Regions from separate parts of the Mus musculus genome. Here region 2 is linked to region 1. The links are chromatin loops, found by intact Hi-C in ENCODE. Cell type or tissue: heart. All regions are shown on one strand. Links, peaks and the distances in the headings refer to the core of each region. The heading gives the core; the rest is flanking DNA. Region 1 holds the start of Klhl15 (kelch-like 15). Region 2 holds the start of Zfx (zinc finger protein X-linked).

Region 1 (5,376 bases), core at 318-5,317:
CTAGGTAGCCCCTCAATGGCCTGGAACTCACTATGTAGATGAAGCTGTCCTTATACTCATATAGACCTACCTGTCTCTGCTTCTGCCTCACTGGGATTAAACATGTGCGCCATATTAGGTGTCTGTCTAGGTTTGCCTAACAGTAAAATCACTTGCTTATTCATTTCTCAGAATATATCACTGTTGTTAAGCGATGCCTGCTGCAAGTGAAAACAGGAATTACTGCAGCAGGTGTCAGTTTATTTAGATAAAGGGGTTTTATTTTCCTGGGTATTAAAATGTTAGACCATCCTATATATAATACAGTACTTGAAAAAACAGCGAGGGCTTAGCTTTCATCCCTAGGGAGAGAAGTGAAAGTGGCATCATCTACATTTATTTTTAGAATTAAATCAGTGTGTATGTATATGATGTGTATGTATATGATGTGTATGTATATGATGTGTATGTATATGATGGGTATGCCTCAGCATACACGTAGAAGTCGGAGGACAACCTTGTAGAGTCGATTCTCATCTTCCACTTTTATGTGGGTTCTGGGGGATTGTGTGGCAAGCACCTATCCTGGCTCAGCATCATTTGTTAAGGATAGCTTTGGGGGGGTTCTATATAGTAAACATATATAGATGGGTGGAAAGACACAGTATAGGAAGGTGGAGCGATGCTCAGTGGTTAAGAGTATATGCTGTTCATGCAGAGGCTTAGTCTTAGTGTCCACATGGTGGCTCCATGTAACTTCAGTTCCAGGGGATATGATACCTTCTAACTTCGATGGACACCAGGCACACAGCAGGTGCACATACACACAAGCAGCCAAACACTCATACATATTGGCAAAAAAAAAAAAACCCCAAAAAACAAAAAACAACAACAACAAAAAACCAAACCAAAAAACCCACAAACAAACAAACAAACAAACAAACCCTTCACTTTCAGAAACAGGAAAGTCGTTTTGAAAAGATTTTGGGCAGAGCAACAGAAGAAAATGCCAGATGAGATCACATGACGCCAGAGAATGTGTATACTGATCAGAATACGTTGTGACACCACTCACTGTTATACATACCTATTACACCAGACAAACACGTCTGTTTTCCAAGTCAGAAACAGAAAGAAACCTCTAGACAGATCACTCACTTATGGTAATGTATAGCTTAAAATGCATGTCTGTTAGTTAATGTAAAAAAATTCAACTCTTTTAGCTATTTATGACATATAAAACATAAAATTCAGACATTGAATGTGTGCAATTGAAAGTTAATTTTATAGTTTAAGTTTTAAATGTGTTGTTTTAAGGTAATACATTCTGGGGTAATCAAGCAGTAATATACAAAGATAGCAAACTAGAATTTAAGATCTTGTTACTATCTTTTGTTTACTATCTTTTGTTTAAGTGTGTATGTGTGCAGGCATGACACATGTCAAGGTCAGAGAACAACTTGTGAGTGAAGAGAGTTCTCTCTTCCACTCTGTGGATCCTGAGGCTAGAACTCTTGTGGCAAGCACCCTTACCTGCTGAGCCAGCTCACCCACCCAACCAGCTAGGATTTAAAAATAACCAACACAAATAAAGGCATTAAAGGGGCTACTGGAAAAAACAGAATAGGTGAGACAAGTTTTGAACTTTCAGTGTTTAAGTCAGAAAAGAGATTATTTCCTATTTTCAAAATAATAATTATTTTTACAATGAAGTAGTGTACTTCAGCAAAACAGTACACGATGTGCTACTTTGGCCTCTTGGGAAATGTGGCATGTTAATCAAGTTTGTTAGAAAGAGATACTGATCACTTTTAGTCACAGTCTCTTGAAAAGTTCATCAGGATATTCATTTAGAGAGAAGTGGCGATGTGGGGGTGGGGGATGGGCTTCGGTGGTGGAGCTAGAGACAGGGGAAGCAAAGAGATCTGTTAAGATCAGAAATGGTTAACGGTTGTCTTAATTTTTAACTGGTCGTAGAACCAGTGGCTTCAACTGTGTATTTGTCATCTACAGCTCTCTTACAGAGATATATAATAAATTTACAAAAGTCTTACAGTGTATTTCCATTTTCTTAAATCAAGTAAGGGTAGTATTTAAAAGCCATGACCTAGAATTCTAGAGCAGATTTGTAAAACAAACAGACCCCTCCTCAAGGAACAACTGAAATTGGTGCCTTCTGTATATTCCTTCTTGCCTATTTTGATGCAAAACAAACCCGCTTTTTTAGCTCGTACTTTTCTACCTTTGGTGAAGATAATGCCATTTTCGATGACTCTTTCCATCTCTGGGAAATTTGCATGTGAAACATGTAATTTGCATGCGATAAGCTAAGTGGAACCGTGACGCAATGATTCATTGCAAATTGCCTTATAAAAAATGATTGCCATTTGGCGTCCACCTAGTCACTTTTATAACAGGTACCATTGGCAAAACTCCCCTCATCCGACGGTGTGCAAGATGCAAAAATGGAATTTTCCAGGTTTCCTAGCCCTCAACTTGCGCACTGTGTGTTCGCTGCAGCGCCACGGGGCCCACCTCCGGGCCAGGCGGAGTGACCCTGCTGCAGGGGTGGAAGTGCACGGCCGAGTCTCTCCAGCCTCGACGGCAGGGCTCTGAGGGTCAACCTCAGCGGATCCCTCCTGCAGAGCCCCTCTACCTCCTTTCTCTCTGGCCCCGGCCCCGCCGCGTCACCCCCCAACCCCACTACAGTAGCAGGCCCGCCTCTGGGGCAAGGCGCGCAGCTGGCGTGGGACAACCCTCCCTCTACCCGGTTCCCACACCGGCTCCCGTTCCGTGGCGCCGGAAGTGACGCGCCTGGGCTGAAAGATGGCGGCATTGGCGTTCAACCAGGGGGAAGGTAAACACCCGCCAGGCGGCGCGCCGGCCCCCACGGGGCGCCTTCAGGGGCTAAGGGGGCCTCCCAGGCCTGCTCCCTAACCCACGGCTTCCAGTCCCCGCCCTCTCTCGGGGACAGGCTCGGCTCTGCGTCCTCGAGACCCTGGCCCGGGCCCCTAGCCCGTGGGCCCCGCCCCCCTGGGCGGGCCCCGGGCGGCTCCCTCGGCCCGCAGGGGGCGCGAGGCCCGGAGCGGCCCCTGGCTCGTGGCCCTCTCACGCCCCGCCCCTTTCCCGCCCCTTTCCCGCTTTCCTCCACCCCCGGCGTGGGTGATCCCGAGGCTCCGCGCGCTTTGGGGGCAGAAACCCGGAGACGCCGTCGTGTATGTGGTTCCCGCTGGCGTTTCTGTTGCCCTCGGCCCCCTCAGCTGTCCCCCAGTTGGTGGTCCTGAGTCGCCTCTCCAGCCGAGCCCCGTGCAGTGCCGCGACATCCCCCGGTATTGGCGAGGCTGGGCCCCGGCCCCGACGCCGCGCGCGTCACGCCTAGCCCAACTGTTTGGACTCGCCACTCAACCGCTGTCTTCTTTCCCAGGACTGTTTCTCGGGGGGCCTCGGGCTTGCGAGCTCGCCCGGCGCCGGAGCGCTCCGGCCCGGCCAGGGAGCGGCCCCTTGTAGAGGTTCGAGGAGCTATCGCGGTCCATCCCGGCGCCCGACCCTCCCACCGTTCGGCCACTGGCCCACTTCTTCCTGATGCAGACTGCCGTCCACTAGAGGCTGGACAGGACCCCCGAGGTGCGTAGCCGCCCCTGGCCGCCGGCCTGCGGAGCCCAGGCTTTGCTCGCGGCCCCGAGGAAGGCACGGGTTCCGTGGCCCTCACCGCACTGGCCGCACTCAAACATTTTGTAGATGCTGGGAGCTAATTTGTCTTTTGAGTTTACTTAAATTGTTTGAAATGTAAATTTTTTTCTGGTGGGAGGGGGGAGAGAGAGAGAGAGAGAGAGAGAGAGAGAGAGAGAGAGGAGAAAAAAAGGAAGAAGCATAATTCAGCCATTTTTTGCAGCATAGAGCTGCAGGTACCATGATTATTTCCCCCTTAACCGGTTCCTTCCCTTTAAAAATCCTGTTTGTGCCTTAAATAGAACTATGCGAAATGTGCGGCATAATGCGTGCGGCATAATCAGAATGTCTGGGTCCGACTGGGCGACTGAGAAAATCTCGCACTGAGGAGATCTCGGACGGAGCCTCAGTTTCTTATCTATGCGGTGTAGTCGATAATAGCCACATCAGAGAGGTAGTGAGGACTATATGAGGTCATATATGTGAAAATAATCTATAGCTGTATAGTGGTGTAGGAAAATGTAAGGTCATTTTCTTTAGGTAACCTTTGCTTGAGTGGTTAATGTGGCTAACTGTTGCTGCCTCTTCATTTCTATATTATAAGTAAATAAGGACTAGCAGAACAGCGCAGTGATGGATAGCTGTTTAATAGTCAGTGTTCGTTGGCCTTCCCTCTACAAAATGCCAACTGCTTATTTAAATAACGGTATCCTTTAATTCAAATTTAATGTTACTGTAGGGCTTTTCATCTTTCTAGGCCTCTCAGCCCCCTTTCTTATTCAGAATATTTAACACCTTATATTTATTTAGTCTTTTTTATTTTTAAGAGGTTCACTTCCTTTGTCAATCTGATTTACTGTTGTCATTTTAAAAGCGTGTGTGTTTTTTAATTTCAGTGTTTGCTTTTCGTATCTACAGAACAGGATGACTGAATACTTCTAATCATTTGAAAATGGTTTTTCAAGAGCTTACACATGCATCCATGTTTCTCTAATGCTCAGTAGATCCAGCAATGTACAGGGAATTTCAACTTGTTAGCACTTCATGCAATATTTGAGGAATTCAGTTCTTGTTTTTAATCACAGCACTTAGTAGGTGCTTTGAGTCCCATTTCATCAGTGGTAAAGGATGTTAATACTCTTTACTACCTGTTAATTGGCAAGAAATAAGATAGTAAATATTTGTGGCTCGAAAATAGAATTTACTTTCTAGAGTTTCAAAACTGTAGAATGTTTTGGCTTATAATAGTCAATTAAAAGCGAAAGGAGCATTTTGGAGTATATTATTTTTAGTCTTCTTTTTTTTTCTGAGTAGATGTTAAAATTTTAATTCCCTGGTCTGATGCCAGTGGTCTTTCACAGTATGCTTGTGTATTTTTTAAAAAGACAGATTAGGTTGGAAAAGGAACAGCCAGCTTTAAAGTGACTGCTTTTATATTTTGGCTTTATCCCTTGTTCTGAAGATAATTTTCACAGATCACTACTTTACTGAGCATTTCTGAGTTTGACCTCTCTGCCTTGCTGTGGGTTATCATGGAGCCAAGGCTGACTTGACTGGCTTCATGGATGTTCAGAAGCCAGGCTTTAGACTTGGTTTAATGATGTGTGTAAACCAGCATCGCACAATATAAATAATGGTAGAATTTGTGCTAAGAATTGAAAATTTTTATTTTTCTTTATTTAGGACAACATATACCAACAAGTAGAAACATATCATGACAAGTCAAGA
Region 2 (5,376 bases), core at 121-5,120, 110 kb before region 1:
ACAGAACACTTGACAACATTAGCATGTGGTAGAAATGTCCTGATTTGGCAATTACTAGATTTAGTAAAAGGTGAAGTGGAAAGTTAAAGCAAACAGAAGACTGGGGAGGTTTCTGTACAACGAGCAAATCAAAGAACACTTGTAAGGATAGGGAAAGGAACCAGCAAAGTTGCAGGAGACCAAATTAGGCAAGGTTAATCCCTGCACTCAGAGGTGAGGTCAGCCTGGACTATCACAATGAGTTCCAGGACAGCCAGAACTACATACAGAGAAGAACTCTGTCTCAAACCAACCAAAAGGAATTGACAAAGCTCCATCCCAAAGGAGGCAGGCCAACGTTTGGGCAGACAGCAAGACTAGATAGAGGTAGGGCGATCCTTACATAGAGACAAAAAGCAAAGCAAAAAGCCTACACAGAAAAAAAAAATCAAGAATAGGAAGAGACACTGACAACCAGATAACTGGTTAGACTTTCAGTTAGGTCAAGTCAAAACAAAACAAGGAATCCAAGCCAGTTGTGCTGAATCACATGCCTCAGGAGGCTGAGGCAGGAGGATTTGGAGACTGAAGCCAGCCAGGCTTCTTAATGTGATTGGGTCTCAAAACAAACAAAAATTATTATCTTTGATGAGGGTAAAGGATTTCAGGAGCCTGTTAATTGTTTTTTTCATCTTAAAAATGAACTGACACTGTGATAGGCATAATTAACACATTATCAGTAACAATGTTGGGAGACTATAAACATTTTTAAGCAATGGATGGGAAATCTCTTTGAAACAATCTATGAGCATGTTTTTTGAAAAAAGGAAATTGCAAAAAAAGAAAGATATCACCATCTACCTAAGAAAGTGGACATAAATCAAAAACTAGTATCTTGTTTACCCAAGACTGACAAGTTGGCAATAGTGTTCCACCAGTCAGTTCTCCAGACTATCAGGGTCTGTGATCTTTAAGGTAAAAAGAATTTTGTATATAACCATTCCTGGTGGAAACTATACACACTTACCAATCTTCCTAATTATACAACCTGACTCTTATTTCATCTTAATCCTGAATGTCCACTATCTAGCTTTCTGCACTAATTAAACTGAAGACTTTCACACTGTCTCTTCTGCACTGATTGCTCTCAGCCCCACCCACCCCGACACCCAAGAACTGAACTTTAAAAGTCTTTTTAAAGAGAACTTTTAAATGTGATTTTCTTTTTAATTTTTGAGACTTGATCACAGTATGTAGGATGACCTCAAACTCACAAAAATCTGCCTCTGAATGCTGGGGTGAAAGGCATGTGCCGCCACTGTCCAGCTTAAGAGAATTTCTTTAATTAAAGCTTGCCGTGGCCTCTAGGAAAACCACTCTCTAGGAGCAAGATTTCCAACCTGTTGCTGTCTATAAAAGTGAAGACACCGAGAGTGAAGAACTATCTAACTGTGAGACACATTTCCCACATAAGCATCTAGAAAAGTCAAATATTAATCAAAACATGCAGGAAGGCTTGCTTAGCAAATAACCTTAGTTAGCCTCTCAAACAAAACTCTCAGCAGGGAGCAAAACAGATTGCAAAGGGCAACTGAAGGCCACTGCTTTTTAATAACCATCCTTCCAAACTCATTTTCAAAACTGACTTCCTAAAAACATCATGGGAACACTTGTAGGAAAGTTCATTTCTCATCTTCTTCGAGGAGCACCAGGATTCATTTTCAACAATGGGAAATGAAATCATAGGAAACTCTGTTTACTACAGAAATAACAACTCTGAGTAAAACGTTATTTACAGTGAATATAGAAAAAGGACCAGCTGTCTAACAAAAATGGATCATTCAAAACTGCAATAAAGCATTTTAAAAGGGTAATAAAATCTGGCTTCTGACCACTCTTTGTAATTATCATCACTATAAAAACACTGGTCAGCCTACCACACAACCTACTTCTCTCAAACTTGTCCTAGCCCAACCGAGCTGATAGCTATCAAGCACAGATCCGGGTGTCGTCATCCGGGAGTCGGAGAGCTCCCGCACTTGCTTCCCACGGAGCAGAAGCCCTTGCCATTCGCGCTGCAACCCACCTTTGCAAGCCTCTACCTATACTATCCATTTCAGACAAACAGTAAATACTTGCTGTTCTCTAAAGAAACTTCACCCTTGAAACGCCCTTTGCCTGTCTGGGCCATCAGGCTTGTAACCTCAAAATGCCACCTATTTCAGGAACTCCTTCCTGATGCTTCAAACAGAAACCATGTCTGCTCTGAAACCCACTTTAACTCGGATGTAGCCTTCGCGCGGCACTTCTTACAGTTCAACATTTGCTCTTCTACTTCTGAACAACAAGCCTCCCACAGCCACCACTTACAAGAACCCTCCTTACTCTTTCTCAGCACCTAGCACAGCCGGCATGGGACGCCGAGGTTACCAGCAAAGTTGTACCGGGTGAGATCGAAAGAAATTTCATGGGGTGCGATTCCACTCTAAAAACCTCACAAACGGGCTACCACAGCGAATCAACGAAAGCTAGCTAATACGTCACATTACATCGTTGGATAAGAAAATAACTTTCTGCCCTTTAATTTTCCTCAGTTAAATAAATAAATATATATACCAAAATTCAAACGCAGCCTCCCAAGAAACTTGTTTCCACAGAAAGGAACACAAAAACTTCCCTCCGATATGCTAGTCTTCCGCTTTCGTAGGATGCCTTTTTCCCCCTATTGGTCAAAAGAGTGGTGAGAACTTTCCCATCACTTTTCTTTCTTTATTCACAGAGTCGTGAAAGCAACGATTGGCGGAGAAGCACCGCACCAGGGTCACCCTAACGGCCACGTCTATCTACCTCTGAGAAAATAAAGTCCTAAGAAAATGTCTCCGGCTCCACTACTGCCACCGCGGCAGATCACCCTGAAGCGGCAGCAAAGCGCCGGGAAAAGGCTCGGAGCCCCGGGGCCATACAGATGAGGTGGCTCCAGCGCCAAGACGGCCGCGATGGCCGCCTGCGGCAGCTCAACTGAAACACAGCGGAAACAGCAGCCAGTCACGGGGCTGTGGGAGGCTGGGCAGGAAGGTGGCGCTGCCGCCAAGCGCCTGGGATCCAAGTGCTCATCATGGCGACGAGGGCAATGGCCGCCATGGGGAGCGAACACGCCCCTGCGCGCACACTCGACGCCGCGCCCGGGCTCCGGTCCCCGTAGCTAGCGCCGCCGCGGCCCGCTCTCACACCCCCCCTCACGGGCTGTAGCGGAATTTTCTCCTCAGACGCCGCCTTCAAAATGGCGGCTCCCCCTCCCGGCAACCCCCTCCGTCGTAGCCTGCAGCAGGCGCCGGCCGGCCGCCATCTTGTCCCCCGTCCCTCTTCCCCCCCCCCTCGCCGATATTTACATAGCGAAAATCGGCCGGGCCGGCCTGCGGCCTTCACCTCATGCCTGCAGCCTTAGCCTCCTCGCCAGGCCTCGCCCCCGCACGGTGCCCCGGGTCGGCCACGTCGCCCACCCGGGACCCCTCAGCCGCCTCCCCAACCGCCGGGCGGCACTGCCCCGGTCCCCGCCCGTTTCCAGAACGCGCCTCGACCGCCGTTCTGAGCGCCCGGGCGCCACCCCGGGCCTAACTGCGGCCTCCTCGGGGCCTGCTCGGCGTCGCGCGCCACGCCGCCCGGCCTAGCGCGGGAGGGCGCCTTGCGGGCCGCCGAGCAGGCCGAGAGCAGGCCGCCGCGCGCGCACCAGGCCCTACGGCCGCAGTGGCGCCCCGGACTCACCGGACGGTCGTGCGGCGGTCGGCGACGGTGGCGGGTGCTGCAGGCCGGCCTTTCTCTGGAGCACTGGGCCGGGCTCCGGCTGGTGGGGCGGGCGGAGGGAGGGAGGAGGGGCCGAGCTCGGAGCTGACAAAAAGCGGCCCAGCTCCCCGGCACGGGCCCGCCGTCAGCACGTCACGTCACCGCCGGGGAGAGAGACCCAGGAAAATGCGGAAGGGTAGCTGGGCCCCCTCCTCCGCCCGGTGGGTCCCGCTGACGCCCCGGGTTGGCGCCCTTCACGCCCCGCAACCGGGGAGCCCAGTGGCCTCGCTGCGGCGGGGTCTCCGGCGGCCCGAGTTTCCGTGACAGCGCCCCCCTTCTTTCCACCTCCGCGCTCCCGCCCGCCACCGCCGCCACACACGCGCCGCCGCCGCCGCCTCGGCTGTAAAATCCGCACGAGGCCGTGGCCCACCGACACCGTCGAGAGGCGGGAGGCCCGGGCCACCCCCCACCATGTTTGTGGGCCGCGGCCACCCCCCGGGGGCCTTCGGGGACACCTACCGCCTCTCCGCGAGGGTCCCGGCCTGAGGCGGTGGCTCGAGTTGTTTGCAGGCCCGCAGACCCCCCTCCCGCCGTAAATGTGTGTGTGTGCGGTGTGTGTGTGTTTTCATCCCCGGTGCCTGGGGATGAAGATAAATTTAGCAACCCTCGCCGTCCCCTGCCTTCCCTTTAAAAAAAAAAAAAAAAAAAAAAACAACTTTGAAACAAAATGAAAATGGCCTTGCCAATTTGAATGGTGCAGGCAGAGTGTTGGGGGGGTACCTAGAATAACAACCAAACCCGGTAATTTTTTTTTTAATAAATAAGCTTTCTGTCGGGAAGCCAAATTGGTCTCTTTTTATGGGGGGGGGGGTTAGGTACATTTTGAAGCCTTTAGCACACTGCAGAGAATAGAGATTTTTAGTGCTATAGAAACTACACGTGTGTTACACTGGAAGTCTATGGATCATAACTTTTATGTATGTAATAATGCTATAACACTCTACAATTATCGAGATTTTTTTAAATAAAATTCTTAAGTCTCTTAAACTTTAAGAAGATAAAGAAGTGAAAGTATCTGATTCAACAAAATATTTATAAACTTAAAAATAGGAGTTTTGTGTTTTTCTCAATCCAGATCACTATGTGGCATTTTTTTTTTGCCAGACAGGGTTTCTCTGAGTAGTCCTAGCTGTCCTGAAACTTAACTTTGTAGACAAGGCTGAACTCAAGAGATCTACCCGCCTCTGCCTCCCAAGCGCTAAGATTAAAGGCATGGGCCACTACCACCGAAAAACATTAAACTATATAGTTTGTACATTACTGTAGACTCTAACATGATAGAACTTTTTGTGGTGTACTGGGGGACATAAGACAGTGGATATTTCGGGATATAGCCAATTTCTTGCCTCGGCCTCCCAAGTGCTGGGATCACAGACGTGTGCTCAGACACCCAGCTTGACATATTGGTAGACAGTGTTGATAGCTGTTTTCCCATAGTTAAGACATCTTTAAAGAACAAAAAGGATAAAGCAAATTGCAAACTGGGGTGAGGTGTCTTTAAACATATTCTAAGAATGTAAATTGTTTCATCAGCTTACAATCATAAAATTGTTTTTA

What was found. Hi-C counts contacts between places; a loop is a spot of excess contacts. Peaks named below come from ENCODE experiments on the same cell type or tissue, not always from the same donor. Only the 100,000 strongest peaks of a DNase experiment are listed, where the experiment ranks them.
Region 2: it touches region 1 in a loop (2.7-fold over the local background); 2 of 42 quality-filtered maps call a loop at or near these places.

What each region holds. Positions count from the first base shown.
Region 1 is chrX:94,231,818-94,237,193 of GRCm38, forward strand. Klhl15 (kelch-like 15) reads left to right here and starts at 3,113. Exons shown (of 3, transcript NM_001039061.1): 1 at 3,113-3,603. In heart, for the core only: CTCF peaks have their summits at 2,912 and 3,132; DNase peaks (open chromatin) are centred at 2,934 and 2,974; H3K4me3 peaks cover 2,564 bases; H3K27ac peaks cover 1,605 bases; H3K27me3 peaks cover 1,663 bases.
Region 2 is chrX:94,119,327-94,124,702 of GRCm38, forward strand. It overlaps Zfx (zinc finger protein X-linked), which reads right to left and starts at 4,081. Exons shown (of 9, transcript NM_001044386.1): 1 at 3,742-4,081. In heart, for the core only: CTCF peaks have their summits at 3,199 and 4,083; DNase peaks (open chromatin) are centred at 3,245 and 3,945; H3K4me3 peaks cover 3,265 bases; H3K27ac peaks cover 2,767 bases; H3K27me3 peaks cover 1,383 bases.